Linked DNA regions of Homo sapiens: region 1 is linked to region 2. A link is a loop called in an ENCODE intact Hi-C map of the cell type or tissue named here. Cell type or tissue: MCF 10A. All regions are shown on one strand.

Region 1 (5,000 bases), 100 kb before region 2:
CGCATTGCTATAAAGAAATACCTGAGACTGGGTAATTTCTAATGAAAAGAGGTTTAATTGGTTTGCAGTTCTGTAGACTGTACAGGAAGCATAGTAGCTTCTGCTTTTGTGGAGGCCTCAGGAAGCTTCCAATCATGGCAGAAGGCAAAGGGGAAACAGGCATCTTACATGGCAGGGGCAGGAGCAAGAGAAAGAGAGGGAGCAGGTGCCACACACTTTTAAACAACCAGATCTCATGAGAACTCACTATCATGAGAACAGTACCAAGAAGATGGTGCTAAACCACATATAAGAAGTCTGCCCCCATGATCCAATCGCTTCTCAGCAGGCCCCACCTCCAACACTGGGGCTTAAAATTCAACATGAAATTTAGGAGGGAACACGAATCCAAACCATATCTAGAAGAAACACTTACCTTCTGTATTCTAGAGTTTATGTGGTTGCCTCCCATACCTAATGTCTTGAAGCCTGGGAATGGGTTTATTTTGAATTGGCTGTATCTCACATAAAGGCATTTACAACAATCTCTTGAGTTCATTCACTCATTTATTCAATAAAATATTTATTGCATGCCTATTATGTGCCAGACCCTGATCCTGTCTCTGGGAATATAGTCATGAAATTCCATTTTAGAAGAAGAACAAACTACTTTGCAAATGAGTAATGAATGAATGAACTCTTCATGGAGTTTTGGATTATATCAATTAAATAATAAAATTTCACTTCAGTAGGACTGCCCCATGTTGTGAATGAATCACTGGCAAAAAGCTGTTGGCCAGTAACTAAATGTTCGCGTTTCCCTTGAAAGTCACACTGCCATAGTTTAAGGCTAAATTCCAGGTCACAGCTGCGGCAGCGCTGAAAACGTGAGCAAGTTCATGAACTGCATTTGGCTGTATTCTCATTCGGCGACATCTGGACATCCTGCTGAAGTCTGAGATGCTTATGCAGGCTCTCTGAAGGAAAACACAACCTGTGTCTAGCCTTTGTTTTCTCTTTTCCTTTTCTGCAGAGCCTTTCAATCTTTGCTTTATTGTTTTCTTTCATAACCTCCTTATTTTCAACCCCTCAGCTCAGTTTGCAGATATGGATGAAATCTTCTCTGTTAGACTGTCGTTGATGGACTATGACAGCCGAGGACACCAGCTTGGAGTTTTCAAGGGTGTCTGGTTTGTGGGAGTTGATACTGGTCTTAGGCAAAAATGGGATGGAAGCCAAGCTATGACTGGTCAATTCACATGGCTGATGTGAGCATGGGAGCAGGTCAAGTAAGGCAGTCAGATCTGGAAGGCCTAAGAAGCTTGACACAAGCAGGTGGGACAGGTATCCTGGTTAGGGTCTACTGCTCCTTGGAAAGGCTTAGCTCTCCAATGAAAATCACTCCACTGCCTCTGCTAGTTTCCATGCAGGTGTCTTGGCTCTGCTAGTCTGATTCCCCTATATCAAATACTCCCTGACCCTAAAAGACCCTCTGCTCAGATATGTGGGTCATTTGCAGTCCTTTGAATCGGTCCGTCTTCCTCAGAGGGCTTGAGGTCAGCTCTCTTGGGTTGGTCTCCATTACAATGGCATTCACCAAGGAGCCACACTCCCAGAAGATTGAGATTCTAGAAGCAGAGTCTAGGCCTGTGCCTTCTTGCTGATATCAAACTCTATACATTACAAAAGATCCCCAACTCTCATTACCTCCTTCAAGCTGCCTTCCATAAATATATGTCCACAGAACGTATCACTCAGTCCATTTTCTCCACTGATCTTGAGCATTTACTGTCAGCTGGTAGCAATCCTTGGGGAAACATAGTTACCATTGTTAAAGTGGACTAAATATGGCCTGCAAAGGACTCCATACTTCTATATTTGAGTCCCTGTGGATGAACCGTAACTTAGCTTAATAGGTAGACAAGACTGAAAACCTAACTTAGGAGTATGCGCCTGTAACAATAGCTGAGTGTTGGCCAATCCCAGTTGCCATATTTCAATCACTCATAGACTGATGGGTGTTCAAACTGTGTTCAAACAAGGCAAACACCAGTAACCAATCCAGCTGTTTCTGTACCTCACTTTCAATTTCTGTAGATCACTTTTCTTTTTTGTCTGTAAATTTGTTCTGACCACAAGGTATCCCTGGAGTCTCTCTGAATCTGCTGTGATTCTGTGGGCTGCCCAGTTCATGAATCATTCATTGCTCAAACTCCTTTAAATTTAATTTGGCTGAAGTTTTTCTTTTAATGCTAACCATATCTCCATTCCAGAGAGCACCTCTGAGGGGTGTGTGTGTGTGTGTTGTTATCTTAACTACCCAAGCATTTTAAGGTATGCTTCCTAGAATTAATGTTTGAAGATGAATAAAAAATATTTTTATGCAGTGCTGGTATTTCACTCTTTAAAATCAATTTTTATTTTATCTATGTTTAATATTCTCTGATAGTTAATTGTTGGAATCGATTCTGTGTTTAATGGGATATAAAGAGCAATGACTAAGAATCAAAGCACATATGTTATAGTCCGCCCATATGACTGTGTGATCTTGAGTGAGTCACAACATTCCTGAGCCTTAAAAAATGTTACTTGAGAAACAACATAATCCCTGCCCAACTGGTACAGTGTTTTAAAAAATTAATTAGATATAAATTACAAAATTATTAACTCTATTAGGCTATGTAAATATAAGGTAGTTATGGTACAATTATCATCCTCTTCACAATTGCCTTATTAATACTCAACCATTTAGTTGCCTTTCTGTAAATTTTCATGAGGATAGAAATTATATTTGAATGTGCACAGTATGTCAGCCATTGAAGATGCTCAATAAATATTAGGTACAGAATAAATACATCTTCCAGATGAAAGTTTTCCAAAGAGAGGATAATAAGCCACTAGTGAATCATAAACTGAATTTAATGAGGCATTACAAGCATTTAAAAAAAAGTAGAACAGAGTGAAAAAAGAAAATATTAGTGCAGTATACTGGCAAAACTGAGAATTATTTGGTTGCTATTTGTTATAGATGTGTATGTATATTTGGAAATGTATGAATCTCAGGGTAGAGTGCACTTATACTTTTTACCTGAAGATATAATCAAAAAGTCTAAAAAGTACTTCTTTAAACAAGAGGAATTTAAATTTTTAAATCCTTGGAACATTACACAACAGATAATATGAGTGAAAAAAGTTTTGTGTCAAAAGTACTGAAGAAACTTCCTGGGTGAACACAGGTACAAGTCAGCGTTTTTCGGTTCTCCCCATGGACATTATACCAAAGCAGCAGGGAGAACGTTAAAAGACAAAACAAAATGAAACAAAAACAAGCATATAATCTCCAGTTTTAGTGGAACTTGATGATACATATAAATCCACAGATCTCTAAATACATACAAAGCTTGCCCAAATCCTCCAAGATCATGCAGAAACACTGGTGTAAGGAAGGAAGGAGGAGAAGGTCAGTGGTAGTGAGAGACCCAGCAGGTGACCTTAGAATAGGCCAGCAAAAGACACTCCTGAAGGCAAGCGGGTACCCCAAAAAGAACATATTTTGCTGCCTGTGTGGCAACAATGGGTCGGGAAACTGGGGAGAGCAAGGATGGTGGAATAATTGTTTCTGTATCTATTTTGAATCAGGGCAAAGATAACTTAGGGGTAGAGAATGACTCACCTGAGGTATTAGAGAAAAACAGTTTCTGTGGCAGTGGGCATCTACTGAACCTTCCAGCTCTGAACCCTAGATTGTCAGCCTGCTAGTCTTAGTTTCTCCCCCAACAGCCACCACTCTCAGAAATTCCTGTGAATACGACTTAAGAAAATCCAACCTATTCAATGCTAAGTGTTAAAAGACACAACAATGATCTAACAATAAATAAATGTAAAAAAACTTGATATATGATGACTTACCAGAAAAAGTATTGCCATATAGCAAAAGAAAGTTGTTCCCATTTCCCTATGAAACACAAGGCTTTGAAACAGTTTACTCTGAGCAGAAAGACCACAGCTCAGAAATGCAAGACTGGAGGGAAATAATTGAAAGCTGATAAAAGGAGATTTTTTAAAAAGTTACTAGTATAACTTGAGAACAAAAGTAGAAGAAAAGAAATGGAAAGATCATAAAAATGAAGTGTGGGAAAATAGGTACTTCACAAAATCTACCAAGAGACACGGCTAGAAATGAGAGATGTGAAAAACGTACAAAACTAAAACAAATAGAAATGAAAACAAAGGACTAAAAAGGATAAGAAAGAAAATAATAGCCATAAAAAGGCTAGAAAATAGAGCTAACATACACATTGGCGTCTCCAAAGAAGCAATAGAACACACTGCCACAGTAGAATACAACAGACATTTAATGTTATTAAAAAAAACAATTATTGGCCAGGCATGATGGCTCAAGCCTGTAATCCCAGCACTTTGTGAGGCCAAGGCAGGTGGATCACCTGAGGTCAGGAGTTAGAGACCAGCCTGCCCAACATGGTGAAACCCCATCTCTACTAAAAATACAGAAAATTAGCCAGGCTTGCTGGCCGGCATCTGTAATCCCAGCTGCTCAGGAGGCTGAGGCAGGATAATCTCTGGAACCCGGAGGCAGAGTTTGCAGTGAGCGGAGATCGCACCAGTGCACTCCAGCCTGGGCGACAAGGGCGAAACTCTGTCTCAAAAAAATAAAATGAAATAAAACATTTATTTTCCTGAAATGAAAGAATACTTGAATCTATGTGTGGAAAGTCTTCATTATGTGCTAGAGGAAATTGATGTGAAATGGTCAACTTTGAGACCTGCACGAATGAAGCTAACGGTTTTAAAGATAAAGGAAGAATTCTTAGGGCAGCCAGGGAAAACATCACAATAAGAATGGAAAAAAATGTAATCTCAAATTTCCCCCCAAAATCGTTAACACCAGAGGAAAGTGAGGCAGCACCTACATGACTCCTCCAGGAAATGTGAGGACCAATGATTTGATATCTAGCCAATCTGTCTCTCAAATATTAAAACTATAGGCAAACTTTATGAAA
Region 2 (5,000 bases):
TTCCAGGCTGAGATATGTGGGTGTTCGGCTGGATTCCAGTGAGCGGAACTCACAGCTCTTCCACCCCTGCCCATCTCACCTACAGAGATGCTTCTGTCCCTACCAGCTGAGCTGAGTGACTCAACCCAAGCAGCTGAGTCAGGCCACAAAGAAAGCTGTCTCTACCATGGGGATACCATGAACTTTGGGGATGTTTCTACTTGAAGACGACTCTGTTGTTGGCTCTGTGGGAGCATGAACCTTAGCCTCCTGCTGAATGGCACATGTCTTATTCTGCTCAGGCTGCTAGAAGAAAATACTGTAGACAAGAGACATTTATTTTTCACAGTTCTGGAAGCTGGAAGTCCAAGAACAAGGTGCTGGCAGATTCTGTTCCTGGTGAGGGCTCTTTTCCTGGCTTGCAGGTGGCTGCCTTCTGACTGTTCTCATATGGCAGACAGGGAGAGAGAGAGAAAGTGCTCTGGTCTCTCTTCCTTTTCTTATAAGGATAAAAATCCCATCAAGAGAGCCCCACCCTCGTGATGTCATCTAACCCTAAGTACCTGCCAAAGGTCCCACCTCTAAACACCATCACACTGGGTGTTAGAGCTTCAACATATACATTTTGGAAGAGCCCAGATAGTCAGTCCATAACACTGCACCTTCATGTATGTCCTCTTACTGTGCGTATGATGGGGAAAAAGAGCCTGGGAGAGAAAGGCCAGTTTGCCTTGGCCTAAAATGCCTGTACGTTGAGTGGAGGACAGTGCTGTGTGGCCCATCATTTATGATTATTCTTTCAAGATATATAATATTTCAAACCTACTTGAGAGTGGCTCTTCCAGCTATCACTCTTTCTGGAACTCCTGTATTTTGATACAAGAAGGTGAATATTTAGAACTTTTAATAACCTTGTGGGTATGGGGTTGAAGCAGGGAGTAAACAAATCTCAGAGTGCTGATCTGGGGCTTTTCTTAGGTGAATCTGGTTTTCTGACAAACATAATTACATGCCTCAAATACCTCTTCTCTCCACAGCCAAATCTGTTTATTCTATATATAAAACCCTTATCCCATTAAATATTAGCTCAGTATTAATCTTCATTAAAATTAAACAGCAAGGAAGGAAGATTAAGGTCTATCAGTCACTTAACTTACTAGTGCACTACTCATTTTCCTCCTGCTGTTTAGCATAAGAAGGTGGGGCTAAGGGGAGGTTCCTAGGAAATATTTTTTCTTCTTTTTTTGAGACAGTCTCACTCTGTCACCCAGCCTGGAGTGCAGGGGCACGATCTTGGCTCACTGCAACCTCTGCCTCCCAGGTTCAAGCAATTCTCCTGCCTCAGCCTCCCAAGTAGCTGGGACTACAGGCAAGTTCCATCATGCCTGGCTAATTTTTGTATTTTTAGCAGAGACGAGGTTTCGCCATGTTGGCCAGGTTGGTCTCGAACTCCTGACCTCAGGTGATCCACCTGCCTGGGCTTCCCAAAGTGCTGGGCTTACAGGCATGAGCCACCACACCCACCCAGAAATTTTGATGAGGGAATTAATTGGATGCTGATGTTGTAGCCCACGACTTCTTGAGAAATGGGGCTTACTGAAATCACTATTAGTGGGCTATGGGGCCATGAAGAAAGGGCTAGTAGGGTAGATAGGAAGATACTCCATGCTCAGCAATATTTCAGGAAACTGGTTCTCACCCTCTCTCCCTTTCTTCTCCTGGGAGCTGTATGTCATTCTAGTACAGTTCAAGTCCATCATGGGTTCACCAGGGTTTAGTCGACATGTTAAGCATCATGTAGAATGTTGATGTTACTGAAAGAAAATGTGGCTTAGGTTCTCAGCAACCAAATTTCAATTTAATTTTTGTACAATAGTCAGTGTGGAAAGAAAGAGGGACTTCTTACTATACTTGCAAATGTGTAAAGCTGTGCTATTTTCAGAACAGCCTGGGATGTAAGGACCATATGTAACCCTCTGGTCATCTAATCCCAAACCCTTAATTAAAAAGGAGGAAAGGGGCCACCAGAGAAGATGAGTGTCTTGCTCTAAGCCAAGCTGCTGACTGAAGAATAGGGACCCCAGAGTTCAGCTGAGGGTCTTCTCTTCTGTCTGTGATGCCTCCCTCAATCTATCTCCCTTCCCATCTCTTCCTTCTGCCTCTAGTACTGCTCCTACCCAACCCCGCCCCCATCTCTAGATCTTCCCTATCTACACTTGTTTCTGATTCACGTGGAAATAGCTCTGGCTCTACTCATCTTTTGCCCTGGCTCTACTTATTTCTTGTTAGTTAAGACATCCTGACTTTAATGAAGGTAAAGAGCCTGCAGGGGTGGGCAGAGTGGAACTAAAATGCCAGTGGGATGAGTAGAGCATGATTCATTCTTAAGTCTGTCCTGGCTCAGGGAAACTTTGAGGAGAAGGAGAGTAGAGGGGCTTATAGACTCATTACTTAGAAAAGCATTATGATGAAGGATATGTATCTGTGATAGACCCACAGTGCACATAGGAATGATAGGAACTGACATTATGTTTTAGGAAAAGCAGATTTGTCCTTGACTGGAAATGGAAATGGTGATAGTAAGAAGCAATTCTCCATTCAGCTATGAATACAAATCTCTAATTTTAATACATTGAAAAGGTTTGCTTTTAGGAATTCAAAAAGTATATACTTTCCTAAGTAGTGGGTGCATGTTTAATTAAACACTACCTTGAATTCACTGGGCCTGCCATGCTTCTGGTGTTTCACACTTTGATGTCCGGATAGTAGGCGGTGGGAGCCCCAGGGCCACAGCTGAAATGGTAAAGGGAGACAGATGTCCAGGCTAGAGTCAGCAATCCTGGGTCTGAGACCTTTAAGCTATTAGAGCATGTCAATAGACTGATACTGAGAAAGCCAGACAGGTAAAGGGTGAAAATGAGGAGCAGCTGTAGTGTATTAAGAAAAGCACAGAATTACAGCCAAGCTGCCATGGGTTTGAATCTTAGCTTCATACCATACAAATTGTGTAAACTTGGCAAGGACTTGTCTTTTTTTTTTATTTGTAAGGAAAAGTTGGATGATAACTTCCTCCACAATAATATATTTGACATTCAAAACTAATATATGAGGAAAAACTTAGCACAATACCTGGCATGGAATAGGTGATTAATAATTGCTGAGCACATTTGAATATTAAATAAGTAGGCAAGTAGCAGAGGTCAAGATGCGAGGGGTGAAGAAGCCGAGATTTGTTGTGAGTCATGGTGATGTGTATGGACAGTCAAACCTCTGTGACCTGAACTATGGAAACAATCAAGACTATAAGGGAAAGAACAATAAAAAAAAATCTATCAAGCAATTATGTATAGCCTTTCTACATTCTCTTATATGCATTCTCATGGAAACACCAGAAATAAGAATTTTTGTCTCATTTTATAACAACTGTAATCAAGAAAATGAGGCTTCTAAGAGCTTTTCCGAAGACACACAGTTGGTCAGGTAGATAGTGAATGGAACCCAAGCCAATTTGATTCCAAAGCTCAGGATTATTCCATGCTGCTTAATGCTTCACTTAACCTAACCTCTAGGGCTCTGGTTCTGTACAAGATGGAGCAGGCTCACACCTTCTTCTCTCTCCCACTGAATGCAATTTAGAGAGAAATTGTAGCATTAATGCTTCCATTAGAAAAAAGCAAGGGCTCAGGCCGGGCGCGGTGGCTCACGGCTGTAATCCCAGCCCTTTGGGAGGCCGAGGTGGGCAGATCACCAGGTCAGGAGATCGAGACCATCCTGGCTAACACGATGAAACCTCGTCTCTACTAAAAATACAAAAAATTAGCCGGGCCTGATGGCGGGTGCCTGTAGTCCCAGCTACTCGGGAGGCTGAGGCAGGAGAATGGCGTGAACCCGGGAGGTGGAGCTTGCAGTGAGCTGAGATCGCGCCACTGCAGTCCAGCCAGGGAGACAGAGCGAGACTCCGTCTCAAAAAAAAAAAAAAAGGAAAGAAAAAAGCAAGGGCTCAAGTCAATCAAAGAAACCAGAAATGAAAGAGCAATATAAACACAAAGCAGGCCGAAGGGAGGAAATGAAAAGGAGCAGAAATCAATGAAATTAAAAAGAACAACAGAAACCCAGTAGAGAAAAATCAATAATACCCAAAACCTGTGGTTTGAAAAGGCCAATGGAATTGATAAACCTCTAGCAAGAATGACTAAGAAAAAAGGAAGAAAGATATAAATTGACCAATATGGGGAGTAATAGAGAAGATGGCAGCAGATTCACAGACATTTAATAGCAAATAAGGAAATTCCATTTATGATCATTAAGATCTTGGGAAAATTGCTTAACCTTAGTTCTTCACTCCATCCCCCAGGCTGAAGTGCTGTGGTGCCATCGGGGCTCACTGTAGCTTTGACCTCCTGGGGTCAAGCCATCTTCTTGCCTCAGCCCCCAAGTAGCAGATACTACAGGCACATGCAACCTGTAATTAAGAAATTAATTAAAAAATTAATCTTTAAATTTTTTTTTTTTAGAGTGGAAGTCTTGCTGTTTTTCCCAGGCTGATGAACTTTTAGGCTCAAAGGAAACTTCCACCTGGGTTCTTAATTTAACCATAATTCTTACATCAATAAAATTAGAATATATTACCATAAATCATCATGGAAGATTGTTGTAGGGATCAAAAACTATAACTAGATTGATAGATAGATAGATAGATAGATAGATAGATAGATAGATAGATACAACTGAATGAGATTCCTGGTATTTGAGAACGGTTCCACAAGGATAAGAAGGCATTTCCCTTCTTCCATGGAATCTTTTTGTTCTTGGAGTTTGGAATCACATACTGAGATTTTGCAATTTTAAGATTATATTCGTGTTTACTTCTTCCTCCACATTTCACAGATATCCTTTATTTTTTGTTGGTGGATAAATACCTGCAGGTTTTCACACCTGTTTCTTTTTCAGGAGAATGCAAATCTACAAAAAATAATCAGTTTCTTTACTGACAGGTGGATGTTTAGTAAAGTTTCATGGTA

What was found. A loop is a pair of places that touch in the nucleus more often than their neighbours do. Peaks named below come from ENCODE experiments on the same cell type or tissue, not always from the same donor. Only the 100,000 strongest peaks of a DNase experiment are listed, where the experiment ranks them.
Region 1: a loop joins it to region 2, with 12 times the contacts of the local background. A loop is called at or near these places in 1 of 110 quality-filtered maps.

What each region holds. Positions count from the first base shown.
Region 1 is chr2:7,809,947-7,814,946 of GRCh38, reverse strand. The region is part of intron 3 of LOC105373408 (a long non-coding RNA gene); the gene reads left to right. Among named protein-coding and RNA genes, the nearest start is that of LINC01871, 87 kb to the right of the region's middle. In MCF 10A, no CTCF peak of the experiment used is centred here; a DNase peak (open chromatin) is centred at 2,516.
Region 2 is chr2:7,705,200-7,710,199 of GRCh38, reverse strand. No RefSeq gene overlaps it. Among named protein-coding and RNA genes, the nearest start is that of LINC01871, 18 kb to the left of the region's middle. In MCF 10A, no CTCF peak of the experiment used is centred here; no DNase peak of the experiment used is centred here.